3 separate regions of the Homo sapiens genome follow, and all the other regions are linked to region 3. A link is a loop called in an ENCODE intact Hi-C map of the cell type or tissue named here. Cell type or tissue: GM12878. All regions are shown on one strand.

Region 1 (4,000 bases), 72 kb after region 3:
CTCCAGTCATCCCCACCCTCGACCCAGCCCCACACAGCCCCAGCCTCCTCCGGCTTGGGTCAGAAAATAGCATGGACCAACTTTGGGATGCTTCTGGCTTTCTGGTCATTTACAAAGTGCGTTGGCATCTTTTCCCTTGTCTGAGCCTTGTGTAAAGTCAGGTAAAAAACAGGAGATTTGCCAGGGCAGGGAGTATGATTCCCATGATACACGGAAGGGAACTGAGGTTCTGGGAGAAAAGTGAGTTGGTGGAGCCACACTGCGGGAAGAGAAGTGAGGACTGGATTCTAGGCCTGGGGAGACGCTTTCCTTTCATCTCTTCCCTCCCTCCAAGTAGAGGCTTGTGAAGAGCTCACCAGAATATCTCATTCTGGGTTCTGTGTTCCTAGGGAATGATGGTGGTCAAAGAAGCCAGGTAACCCACAGATCCCAGTACCCACAGATCCCGGAAACAGCCCCTCCAAACCACGGAGCGGAGTGAAGGAGGCAGTGTCCAGATCGCAGAGGGCTTTCATGCCCACTTTCTCCCAACGGCCTTACAAATGACCCTGGCAAGGCATGCATTCACCCAGGTCAGAGCTCAATAAATACTTGTGGTGTGAGTAAATGAGCCCCAGGTTATAACTGGGGAAATTGAGGCCAGGAGAAACCAGGTAAAGTCATAAAGAAGAGCCAGAACCCCACGACCAGTCATCTGATGCTCCCTCCACCCCATCACCCCTCAAGGGCCTCTGCAGGCAGCAGTTTAATCTGAAGCAAATCCTAAAATAGTCCTCAAGAAGATGAGCACATCCCAGCTCTAATTCGCCCTCCAAGTGCCTCGAAAGATCTTTTCTAACAAAAACACAGAAATGATTTTTACAATCCAACCAACCATCAGCTCCATGAACCTTGAGAGAGACGGGAAGGCAGCCGCAACCTCTGCGAACTGAAATGTATTGTCAGAAGGATGTAATTACAAGTATTTATGTACACTGATTCTGAACCAGAGAATCCCGGGATGGCTCTGGGGCCAAAAAAAAAAAAAAAAAAAAAGAGAGAGAAAGAGGGAGAGAGAAAAAAAAGGCTTAAAAACTCCTGACAATGAGCAATTCTTCATGGAACAAAACTATTACAATAGCCAGCCTTTGATCTTGCCCGTCTCCTGTTGCCAATTGTATTTTGTCACCATTGGACTGTCACCCGCGAGGGAGCACTTTTGAATTAAGCAGTCTACAGCAATTTAGTCTGCACTGGCTTTGAAGTGCCAACATCAGTCAGGCCAGGACTAACTTTTTTCATTAAAAATTTTTCAGCTTCTCTAAGGGAGCTTTTTGCCTTTTTTTTTTTTTTTTTTAAGCCTGCCGGGACATTTAGATAAGTTGAGCCTCCAACCCGTGGCCCCAAGACATCAAAAGGCGCGGGGTCCAGTAATGCTGGAGGCAGCCATCACTAAGCCCTAATGGAGTGCTTCATTAAGATCGCTTCAAAGGCCCCCGTTTACAGACTCGGAGATTGACTAATTTACACATTGTGGGAAAATTGCTACCAGCTCTGCCCACACCCCAGCAGGGGGAGAGACGCCCTCTTTCTTTGAAAGGCAAGAACTGCAAAAGGCCCCTCTAATTGCAGACTGGCCTTTACAAGGGAAAAACCCAGGCCCTGCCCTAAATTTTGCATTCGGCTGCCTTAGCACTCTGCGTCCTCGCACCGACCCTGGGGTCCTGTTTGTCCGGAGACAGCGTGGCACCAACCCAGCTGTGTGTGCTTTGGAGCTGGATACTCCTAAACACGTTTGGGTTTGAACTCCAGCTCTGATCCTGCCAGCGAGGAGCCTTAGAGCAAGTGACTTAACCTTCTGGGCCTCAGTTTCCCTCATCTGAAAATGGGCGTGATCAAGTCACCTCCCAGGGATATTTTCGAGGATGAGAGGTAAGGACGGCAGGAGAAGCTCAATGTGCTGGCTACTTTTACCTTAGCGTAAACATATAAGAGAGCGAAAAGGCATCCCTGAAACTGAAGCCATGTTTTCACAAGCTGTCTTCACGGCTTATTGATTATTTGAGATGTTTGCACACAGACTGGGGCATGAGGTCCATAGATAGGTGCGGGTCAGGCCCGTGGCTGTTTTGAGAACTGTGTTATGTGGCCTCAATGGCAGCACGTAACAGCATCAATTCATCTATTAATAGTTTTCCTTTGTCGTAAAAGCAAGTTGGGAAGGGCGTGATGAGGCGAGCTCTCTGGGATGCTGTCATGTGGATTCACCCACGGGTCTGAAACCAGGGCTGGCTATGGAAGGTTGGTCACCAGAGGCCCTGTGGGAAAAGCACCAAGCTCAGGGTGCAGTCACCCTTCCAGTCTGGCTCTGTCCCCAACGTCCTGAGCAACACCAACCATGCCGCCTGTCCTCTCTGGTCAGCAGGGTTCTCCTGGGACTGAAAGGGCAAGGCCTAGGTATGCCCAAAGCCTCCTCCCCAGCCTGATGACTCGGGGTCTTCACCCCGCTTGAGGCCTCAGCATCTCTGGGACCTTGTGAGAGATGCATGTTCATAGGCTGCCCGGCCCTCCTGAATGGGAATCTGCATTTGGAATGATCCCTGGTGATTCGGGCACACAGTAAAGTGGAGGAGCTCTGCCCCAATGCTTCTTTGGCCCAGGAAAACACAGTGATGCTTGTTTCCTCAGGGGATCCAGCCCGGTGACTTTGGCCTGGGAAGTCATGATTTTTGGGACTAACAGCCTGGCAGGCCCCTTGCCTACCACCCAACTGGGACTCATTGTGTTTACATCAGTGTCATGCAGCTTTACTCTCTAGGGTCATGTGGGGTCCCAAGTGAGGTAAAGGAAACTGCTGCGTCATTCATCGAGCACCTACTGTGTTCAGGCATCCTGCTGGGTGCAGCGCACCTGGTAAGTAACTGAGATTGTGAGTCATTTGGTCTTTTGGTTGAGTCATTGAGGAAGAGATTGAGTGACTGGCCCAGGGTCACACAGTCAGTGAGTGGCCTCCTTCCAAGCACCCCCTGCACCACCCCCTGCACCAGGCTGCACAGAGGAATCCCAGGGTGCCCATTTCTGGAGGTGCCCCCCCGAAGAGGCTGGTTAGATGGGGACCCAAGGGGAGGCCTGAACTGCCACGTCCTCCGGTATTGTCCCCTTCCCCTCTACTTTCTATTTGCCCATCTTCCTAATTAGAGGGAAAAAATCTACACTCACTTCCTCTATTCAACCTTTCACTTAAAAAAAAAAAATGCAACTCCCACCCCCCTGGTTCCCAGCCTCGAAGGGAAGCCACCCTGGCCAGGGGCAAGCATCGCAGCAAACCACTTAGCAAACCGCAAATTTCAGAGGCCTCGTCACATCTGCATTTTATCAGCTTTTTCCGGATAGTATTACCCCGAGCAATTGTCTGCAGATCGGCCGACAGCTGAGACGTTCAAGCTCTGAATTACGGAGAAAGGGCCGGAGATAAAGCCGAGCACATGTATCCCATCAAAGTAATGAAAGCCGCCTGCCGCCAGGACGCCCTGCTGCCTCCTTCCTAGCCGCCCTGCCGCCCCGCAGGAAGGCTGATTAACCCTTGCGAGGCAGGGGAAGAAGAGCAGCGGTCATCCAATACTCAGGCTAATCAGGGTCCCAAGAATGGGAGGGAGGCAGAGGGGGTGGGCCGGAAAGAACAGCCATCGCAGAGGGCCACTCTGACCTCAGGATTAGACCTGCTGCATTTCCTGTCACAGGACTTTGGTGGGACGGCAAAAAGGTAGATGAATAAAGGACTTGGTGTCCACAAGGTCCCAGAGACACTGCCTGGGTATTAAGCATTCCTAGAGGAGTGAGGGCAAGCAGTTTCCTGTGAGTAAGCCTTGCCTTGCTGTGAACGGATGCCATGTTTGCAAGAGTTGGTAATAATGTTTGCTGAGCACTTACTGTGGACTGGGCACCTTTGTTCCCCTTGCTTCCTGTCCCACCCCATGGTGTGCTATGCCTGGAGCTCACTGCATTGAACTCCAGTGTCTCC
Region 2 (4,000 bases), 190 kb after region 3:
ATAAGCTGTCTCTCGTGGGATTCAGAAGCCGGAAGCCCTGAGGGTTCTTTCCTGTCCTCCCACCCTACAGAGCCAGGGTAGGAGCAGAAAAGAGGAGGCAAGGAAACACTGGAAGAAAAGATATACAGATAGTACCCTCACCTGCTCCCTCACCTTGTAAACCTCGTCACAAACCAGTGAGCTTGACAAGGCAGGGGTGTGATTCCCTTTAGCCAGATGAGGAAGCCACAGCCCGGAAAGATGGAAGGATTTGTCCAAGATTGCACGTGAGGGATAGGCCAGAATCGGAATCAGACATTTGGATTCCGGGGCCAGTGCTATATTCTGGTCACATTTGCACATGGCACCGCTTTTCCTTGGATCTGCCTTCTGAATGGCAATGGACTGATCATGACTCAGATGAGCTAGAACCTGAAGACACGATAGGGAGTTGGACCCTGTTTTACTGCTAATCCTAGGTCAGAGCACAGCCACTGAACTCCAAGGCTTTTCTAGAAGCTTTCAGCAGGCACTATCAGTCTGTAATAGCCGTGAGATATGTATGGACAAGGAGTTCCAAGAAATCCTCAAAATGTAGGTGGACGGATGAAATTCCACTTGGACACAATTGTGGTAAAAGTCATTTAAGTAATTAGCGTCTGAGTACTTTTCTGTATATGTGGATGGGGGAAAGGAAGAGTAATTTCTGTTTGCTAAGTAACTAGCAGGTTCTCCAAGTCTGTTCCTTAATCAATTAATTAATTTTTTTTGAGACACGGTCTTGCCCTGTCGCCCAGTCTGGAGTGTGGTAGCACAATCATGGCTCACTGCAGCCTGGACTTCCCAGGCTCAGGTGATTCTCCCATCTCAGCCTCCCGAGTAGCTGAGACTACAGGCACGTGCCACCACACCTGGCTAATTGTTGTATTTTTATGTAGAGACAAGGCTTCATCATGTTACCCAGGCTGATCTTGAACTCCTGGGCTCAAGCAATCCCTCCGCCTTGGCCTCCCAAAGTGCTGGGATTACAGGCATGAGCCACTGCACCCAGCCTTGTTCCTTAATTTACTACTCACATCAATAGCTAGGGAAATGAATGTCTGGTTCCAGTTTTTCAGGGAATCCTGCAGCCCAGTGAGAATGAGTCAGTTGCTCAGGATCACACAGTTAATAAACCAGTATCTGGAATTCAAATTAAGTTCTGTGTGTCTCTAAAGCACATGCCGTTTCAATCCACTCACGCTGAGGGACCTACGCTTGCATAAGTGCCTTTTTAACACATAAATAAGCTCTAAAGGCAGTGTGGAAAGTGGTTGCAAAAATATAAATCAAATAATATGCTTAGAGGAAGAACAAAGAATGTTAACTGAAAAAAATAGCAAACAATGAACAAACTCTGAACCCTCTCTTGGTGTTGATGACTTTCACTGGAGATCATAAGGAAATAGAAACTCTTAAAACCAGTCATCGGACTTGTTAATAATGGGCTCGTAGGAGAATGCTAATGAAATGTGATGAGTTTTTTTCTTGTTAAAATCTCATTTCAAATAACTCCGTTCGTCATCCATTTTTTACAAGGAACGAAAACAAATGTTTTCCAAAGCTTCAAACCAAAATCTCTGTGTGGGTTTCTTGTTTTGAGCCAAATATTCTGTGTCTTTTCCCAGCTGGGAATTCCCTCCCCATCTTTGTTGGTCCAAGTCCTATGTGTCCTGTGGGTCCAACTCCTCCCTCCACCGTCCTCTGACAGAGAGTCAAAGTCCTGGGTTCAAATCCAGTATCCACCCCCCCTTTTTTTAATTAAAATTTATTTTTTGTTTTAATATAAACAGTTTTTAAATATATTTCCCCTGTAAAGGGATACATATGTTTATAAAGCCTGTTTCCACTTCTCCCTAGAGGTTATTTTTAAAAGTTGTTTGTAAAATTAATTTTGATTTTTTTAATTAAAGAAGTCATATATCATTTTAAAGGTCAAATGGTTTTCAACAGCATATAATGAAAAAGAGCAGCGCCACCCTGTGCCTGCCCAGACCAAATATTTTCCCCAGATGGAGCATTTTCAACCTTTAGTTATTTCTTCTGGCATTTTCTTACCTCTTTCTAAATCACCTCTCTGCACTGATAATCCTTGATTTTTTAGTATTAAATATTATTGATGGACTTTCTGTTACGAAGATGAAGATTAGCTCTTATGCTGCTTTCCCAAGTACCCTCTCACCATTCTCATAAGGGTATCATTTTTTGTTAGATCAATATTCTGTGGTTACTATTATGACCACATAAATAGTGTCCGTAGTTATGCCACATAATATGCTTTAATTACATTTCCTGTCTTGTATAACCTTTCTTTCTGGAAGTTGATAATTGCCTTTATGCTTTCTTTAGTTACCTATGTGCTTGTCATTAATTTCACCTCTTCACTCTCTCAGAAATGGAGAACTATTCTGAGCAAATTTACACACGCCAGGTAACATCCCCATTCCCTTTCTCCTCTCGGAGACACTTCTCTTGGAGAACGTTGCCCTCCTACCACTGGTTGTCCTGGAAGCCATCAAACAGCTGTCAACCCTGGACTTCCCTGCTCCGTCATCTGAGAAGTCCCCTTTGCCCATTTCCTGAGTTGGAGCCCTGATTTCCTGGGTTTCAGGCCTTCCTTTTGCTTCATTGATTTCCTTTCTTGGAGCATCTCCTTCAGTAGCTTCCTGAGAGAAGCTGCATGGAAGGTAACATTTTCAAAGTTTTGCATGTCTGAGATTGTCTTTATTCTCCTCTTACATTTCAGTGATAGTTTGCTTGGATGTAGCATTGTACCTCCTCCAACCGTGGAACCATTTCTCTGTGATCTTGTTTCCAGCTATTGATAGTCTGATGTCATTCTAATTCTTATTTTCTTTCCCTGTGGGGTTTTGGATTCTTTTCCTTATCTCTGTTGCTTGGGAATTTCATCATCCTGTGCCTTGGTGTGGTTTTATTTTGTTGTTTGTGCTGGGCCCAAGTGAATCCTTTCAATCTGGAAACCTGTGGCCTTCAGTTGCAAGAAAGTACAGGTTAAGCATCCCTAATCTTAAAATCTGAAATCGGAAATGCTCCAAGATCTGAAATGTCTTGAGAGTGGACATGATGTCACAAGTGGAAAATTCCACATCTGATCTCATGTGACATGTCACAGTCAAAATACTGGTGCACAACACATCGTTTATTTCATATCCCCAAAGGAAAAAAAGGCCTTCTCAGCCCGCTTCAGCAGTGATGTATCTTTTCCACGCACATCCAGGTTCCCTCTGCCCCTCAAGCACTCACACAGAGAATAAAATAGCACTTTCACAGGCTGAGGCACCAGTAACACATTCCCCACTATGCCCCACATGAAGCCAAGATCTACCTGCATTACTCACTTGGTTCTTTTTCTTATTCTCTGCTGTGTGGTGTAAAGTTATTGATTAAGGCCAGGAGCGGTGGCTCACACCTGTAATCCCAGCACTTTGGGAGGCTGAGGCGGGTGGATCACCTGAGGTCAGGAGGCCGAGACCAGCCTGGCCAACATGGTGGAATCTCATCTCTATTAAAAATACAAAAATTAGCTGAGTGTGGTTGCGGGCACCAGTAATCCCAGCTACTCTGGAGGCTGAGGCAGGAGAATTGCTTGAGCCTGTGAGGCGGAGGTTGCAGTGAGCCGAGATAGTGCCACTGCACTCCAGCCTGGGCAACAAGAGTGAGACTCCATCTGAAAAATAAATAAATTAATTACATTAAATAAAAATAAATAAATAAATAAAGTTATTGATTAAAATTTTAAAGGCCTGCTGATACTCCCATGGGCTAAAAAAAAAAAAAAAAAAAAGAAGTGATAAGAAAAAAAGGAAGCATTTGTGTTTATCTATAACATGGAAAGTCAAGCTGTTGGAGAAGCCGGACAGTGCTGCAGATGTAAAACATCAGATGGAAGAGCTCAGTGTTGGAATGACCATGGCACATGACCTGAAGAAACAGAAGGATGAACTGTCAAAGTACTATGCCG
Region 3 (4,000 bases):
AACTCAAAGGCCTTTTTAAAGATGGAGACAGCTCCCCGGAGACTTACCTTGCCTGGGACCCTCGTCTTTATTCATCCCTAGTGCTTCCATCAAGTGAGCAGGTGTATAACATAGACAGCCCCATTTATGGATGGAAACACCAAGGCCCAGAGTGACTGTTTGCTTTTCCCGAGAAGTGGACTGTTGCTTTCCAGTTGGCTGATGCCCGCGTCTGCTAGGCTTTCATTAAGGATCACACCACCGTCTTTGCTTTTCCTTTCAGTCTAAACAAAGCCTAAAATAAAGTGCCTCCGAACACTGCATTCTTTCTAACGATTTCAAGAGGGCAGCCCAAACAACCTCTAGAGAGGCAGCTCCCTGGTTCGTTGCAATGTGAGCTCTCCCACTGCCTCCGATGTCTGCTTCCCTGTCTCCCCATTTCTCATCCCCACTCCTGCTGTCGTCCAGCTGTCTCCTCTCCCTGGAGTCGTTTCTCCTTTTTCCCTGACTAAATTCTTAACCTCTGAGACTCCTCTCCCAGGTCGCTTCCTCTGGAGGCCTTTTATCCTCTCCGAGTTGGAGTTCAGGGCCTCTCCCTTGGTTGGCTCTGCCCGTACTCAATCCTCCTGTCTGTGCTCACATCTCCACCAGGGTCGGCAAAGACTGTGAAAACAGGAGGAGAAATGTCCTGCTCGTGTCTATACTCCCGTTGCCTAGCACGGTGCCTGGGGGATGCTAAGCACACGAGTGTGTCCGAATGAAGCCCCTCAGTCACAGCTATCTACCATGTGGATTTTTGTGACATAAAATGAAAAAAGAGACGAGGGGAGATAGGAACTTTAGGAGAGGAGAAGGCAAGATTAAATCAAATTGCGACAATTATCCATACACAAGACATCGGGCTGACTCCACCTTCTGGACCCCCGTGCCAGTTACCGTCCTCATTTTAAAAGGGTACTTGGAGCCAGACGCAGTGGCTCACACCTGCAGTCCCAGCACTTTGGAAGGCTGAGGAGGTCAGATCAATTGAGCCCAGAGTTCAAGACCAGTCTGGGCAACATAGCAAGACCTCAGCTCTACAAAAAATAAAAATAAAATAATTAGCCAAGCATGGTGGTGTGCACCTGTAGTCTCAACTACTTGTGAGGCTGAGGTGGGAGGATCACTTGAGCCTTGGAGTTTGAGGCTGCAGTGAGCCAAGATCACACCACTGCACTCCAGCCTTGGCAAGAGAGTGAGACCCTGTCTCAAAACAAACAAACAAAACAGAAGAGAATTTGACATGCAGTTTATCTATCCATGTCATATGCATTGATCCCAGTGAAGCAGTCCTCCTCCATTCTCCAGCCTGGCCGCCTCTGGGCACCCTTTTCCAGGTGGTGCCACTGGGACACCATGACCATGTGAAGCTGTGCGCAGACAGCCAGAGGCCTCCCCCTGGAGCACCAGACTCCATTGCCTCTTGCTCTCGGGCTTTCCTCACTCAGGTGTTCACCAAGTATTGCAGAGAGCTTCCGAAGATGACCTCAATGATTTCCTCCTCCTGGTAGTCACACCGTTGTGTAAGCCCCTGCCCTTGACTGTGGGCTGGACCTAGTGAATCATTTCTAACCATAGAATATGGCAAAAATGATGGGATGTCACTTCTGTGGTTAGGTTCGAAAAAGGCCATGGTTTCTGTCTTGCTAGCAGATTCTTTCTATTGACTTCTTGGCTTGCATCCTTTGATGAAACCAGCAGGAGGCCCATGTGGCAAGAAACTGAAGGTGACTTTCAGCCAAAAATCAGTGAGGAACCGGAGCCCCCATTCAGCAGCCACATGAAACTGAACGCTGCCAACAGCCACTGAGTGAGTGGACCCTTCCCCCTTAGAGTCTTCCCATGACATCACAGCCCCTGGACTGACACAGCTTGATGGCATCAGCCAGAGACCGTGAAGCAGAGCACCCAGATAAGCTGTGCTTGGACTTCTGACCCACAGAAACCACGAGATAATAACTGTTGTTTCAAGCCACTAAGTTTTGGGGTAATCTCCTACACCATGATCAATAACTCACACAGCACCCACTCTCCCACTCTGTGCCATTGTCCTAAATGTCTTCTTTGGACAATTTGCATCTATTTGTACCCCTTCCTATGAACTTCCCAATCCTGCTATTTCATAGGGGATGAAATGTATTTCCTATGTTCCTTTGCTGCTAGGGTTCTGGATAAAATTTAGGCTCTGCCAGCCAGGCGCAGTGGCTCACACCTGTAATCCCAGCACTTTGGGAGGCCGAGGTGGTCACATCACGAGGTCAGGAGATTGAGACCATCCTGGTCAACATGGTGAAACCTTGTATCTACTAAAAATGCAAAAATTAGCTGGGCATGGTGGTGCACACCTGTAGTCCCAGCTACTCGGGAGGCTGAGGCAGGAGAATTGCTTGAACCCAGGAGGCGGAGGTTGCAGTGAGCCGAGATCAAGCCATTACCCTCCAGCCTGGGTGACAGGGTGAGACTCTGTCTCAAAAAAAAAAAAAAAAATTAGGCTCTGCCAATGAGAAGCACATGTGCAACATTTGGAAAGCAGAATTTGCTCTGGCAGTGGCAGCTGGTGGGCAGGCTTTGGCAGGAGTGAGCTTTGCAGTGGTCATACTCTCTATTTATCAGTTCATGGGTAAGGGACTGGTGGGGCATCAGCTGGAATTGCCTACAGTATCCTGAGTTCAGAATCAAGCAGAGTGACCTTGAAGCCTAAAGCCCAGTAACAGCCTTATCACTTTCACTCCTCCAGCTCATCCAACAGTTTTCTAGCACCTATTTATTTCCTCATATTGAATACCTCGCTGCCAAAAATACCTAGACACATTTCTGGTTCCTTGACTGAACTCTGCTGATAGAGCCATTCACTATGCAAAGCCCTGGGGCTACAGGTGAACCTGACATAATTAATTCCATAACACGACACTCACACTCTAGTGATGGAGACAGAAAGTTAGAAAGTAATGTCACTACAATGTACCTGTCTGTTAGACCCCACTCAGAGGTGAGTATACAGTGAAGCATGAAGCTTAAGCTTCAGTGTCCCTCACTTGCCTGGGTCTCTACCCAGGTCTGAGAAAGGCCTTGCGATTTTGTTTTCACAATTTTCTGGGTTTTGTTTCTCTTTCTTTTTCTTTTCTTTTCTTTCTTTCTTTCTTTTTTTTTTTTTTTTTTTGAGAGAGTCTCTATCTGTCACCCAGGCTGAAGTACAGAGACGCAATCTAGGCTCACTGCAACCTCCGCCTCCTGGGTTCAAGCGATTCTCCTGCCTCAGCCTCCTGAGTAGCTGGGATTACAGGCACCTGCCACCAAGCCTGGCTAATTTTTTTGTATTTTTAGTAGAGACAGGGTTTTACCATGTTGGCCAGGTTGGTCTTGAAAACTCCTGACCTCAGGTGATCTGCCCACCTTGGCCTCCCAAAGTGCTGGGATTACAGGTGTGAGCCACCACACCCAGTCTTGTTTCTTAATAAGCTCTTCCCCATTCCCCAAATTGTATAAACTCTGGGCCCCTCAAAATCTGGCTCAGGTTTGGCCTCTGGGGACCCTCACCCACTCTGATGGCTTTGCCCACCAGCTGCTTGGGCAAAAACCTCTCAGATCCATTCAGTCAGCTAAGCCTGAGCTTTATAGCTCAAGCCACCCTGAGGCATTCTCCCAGCAGTGCCTCAGGACCTCCCGCTCAACACTTTTTCCTTCCCTAAACCAGCTCTTCACCCTGGGTGTTCCCTTTGTTAAATGATATCACTGTCCACCCAGTGGCCCAAGGCAGACATGTGCTGCTCTGTGGAGTAAAATGCCCCTGAGTGTTGAAGAAAATAAGTGAGAATGAGGCACATTTGGTAATCCTGTCGCCAGAAGGCTGGCCCAGGGGAAGGCATGTCTGGGCTCAGGGTCTGAGGGATAGCACCTACCTAAGTGACTCCAGGCAGTAAATGTGATGTAGGGACCTTGGAACTGGCCCCAAAGTCTGATCTCGATGGCAAGGTGTATTAGT

The links. Hi-C counts contacts between places; a loop is a spot of excess contacts. Peaks named below come from ENCODE experiments on the same cell type or tissue, not always from the same donor. Only the 100,000 strongest peaks of a DNase experiment are listed, where the experiment ranks them.
Region 1: a loop joins it to region 3, with 4 times the contacts of the local background. A loop is called at or near these places in 4 of 110 quality-filtered maps.
Region 2: a loop joins it to region 3, with 4 times the contacts of the local background. A loop is called at or near these places in 13 of 110 quality-filtered maps.

The regions. Positions count from the first base shown.
Region 1 is chr4:4,760,157-4,764,156 of GRCh38, forward strand. LOC124900165 reads left to right here. Exons shown (of 6, transcript XM_047416490.1): 6 at 390-4,000. It overlaps LOC101928279 (a long non-coding RNA gene), which reads left to right and starts at 1,604. Exons shown (of 3, transcript NR_125892.1): 1 at 1,604-1,911. RefSeq lists enhancers at 2,360-3,559, 2,814-3,350, 2,985-3,294, 3,351-3,888, 3,465-3,604. In GM12878, a CTCF peak has its summit at 1,566 (motif pointing right); DNase peaks (open chromatin) are centred at 2,885 and 3,285; H3K4me3 peaks cover 744 bases; H3K27ac peaks cover 1,439 bases.
Region 2 is chr4:4,878,706-4,882,705 of GRCh38, forward strand. No RefSeq gene overlaps it. Among named protein-coding and RNA genes, the nearest start is that of MSX1, 21 kb to the left of the region's middle. In GM12878, a CTCF peak has its summit at 1,993 (motif pointing left); no DNase peak of the experiment used is centred here.
Region 3 is chr4:4,688,209-4,692,208 of GRCh38, forward strand. The region is part of intron 5 of LOC124900165; the gene reads left to right. All of the region lies in intron 4 of STX18-AS1 (STX18 antisense RNA 1 (head to head)), which reads left to right. Among named protein-coding and RNA genes, the nearest start is that of SNORD162, 26 kb to the left of the region's middle. In GM12878, a CTCF peak has its summit at 1,725; a DNase peak (open chromatin) is centred at 1,633; H3K27ac peaks cover 344 bases.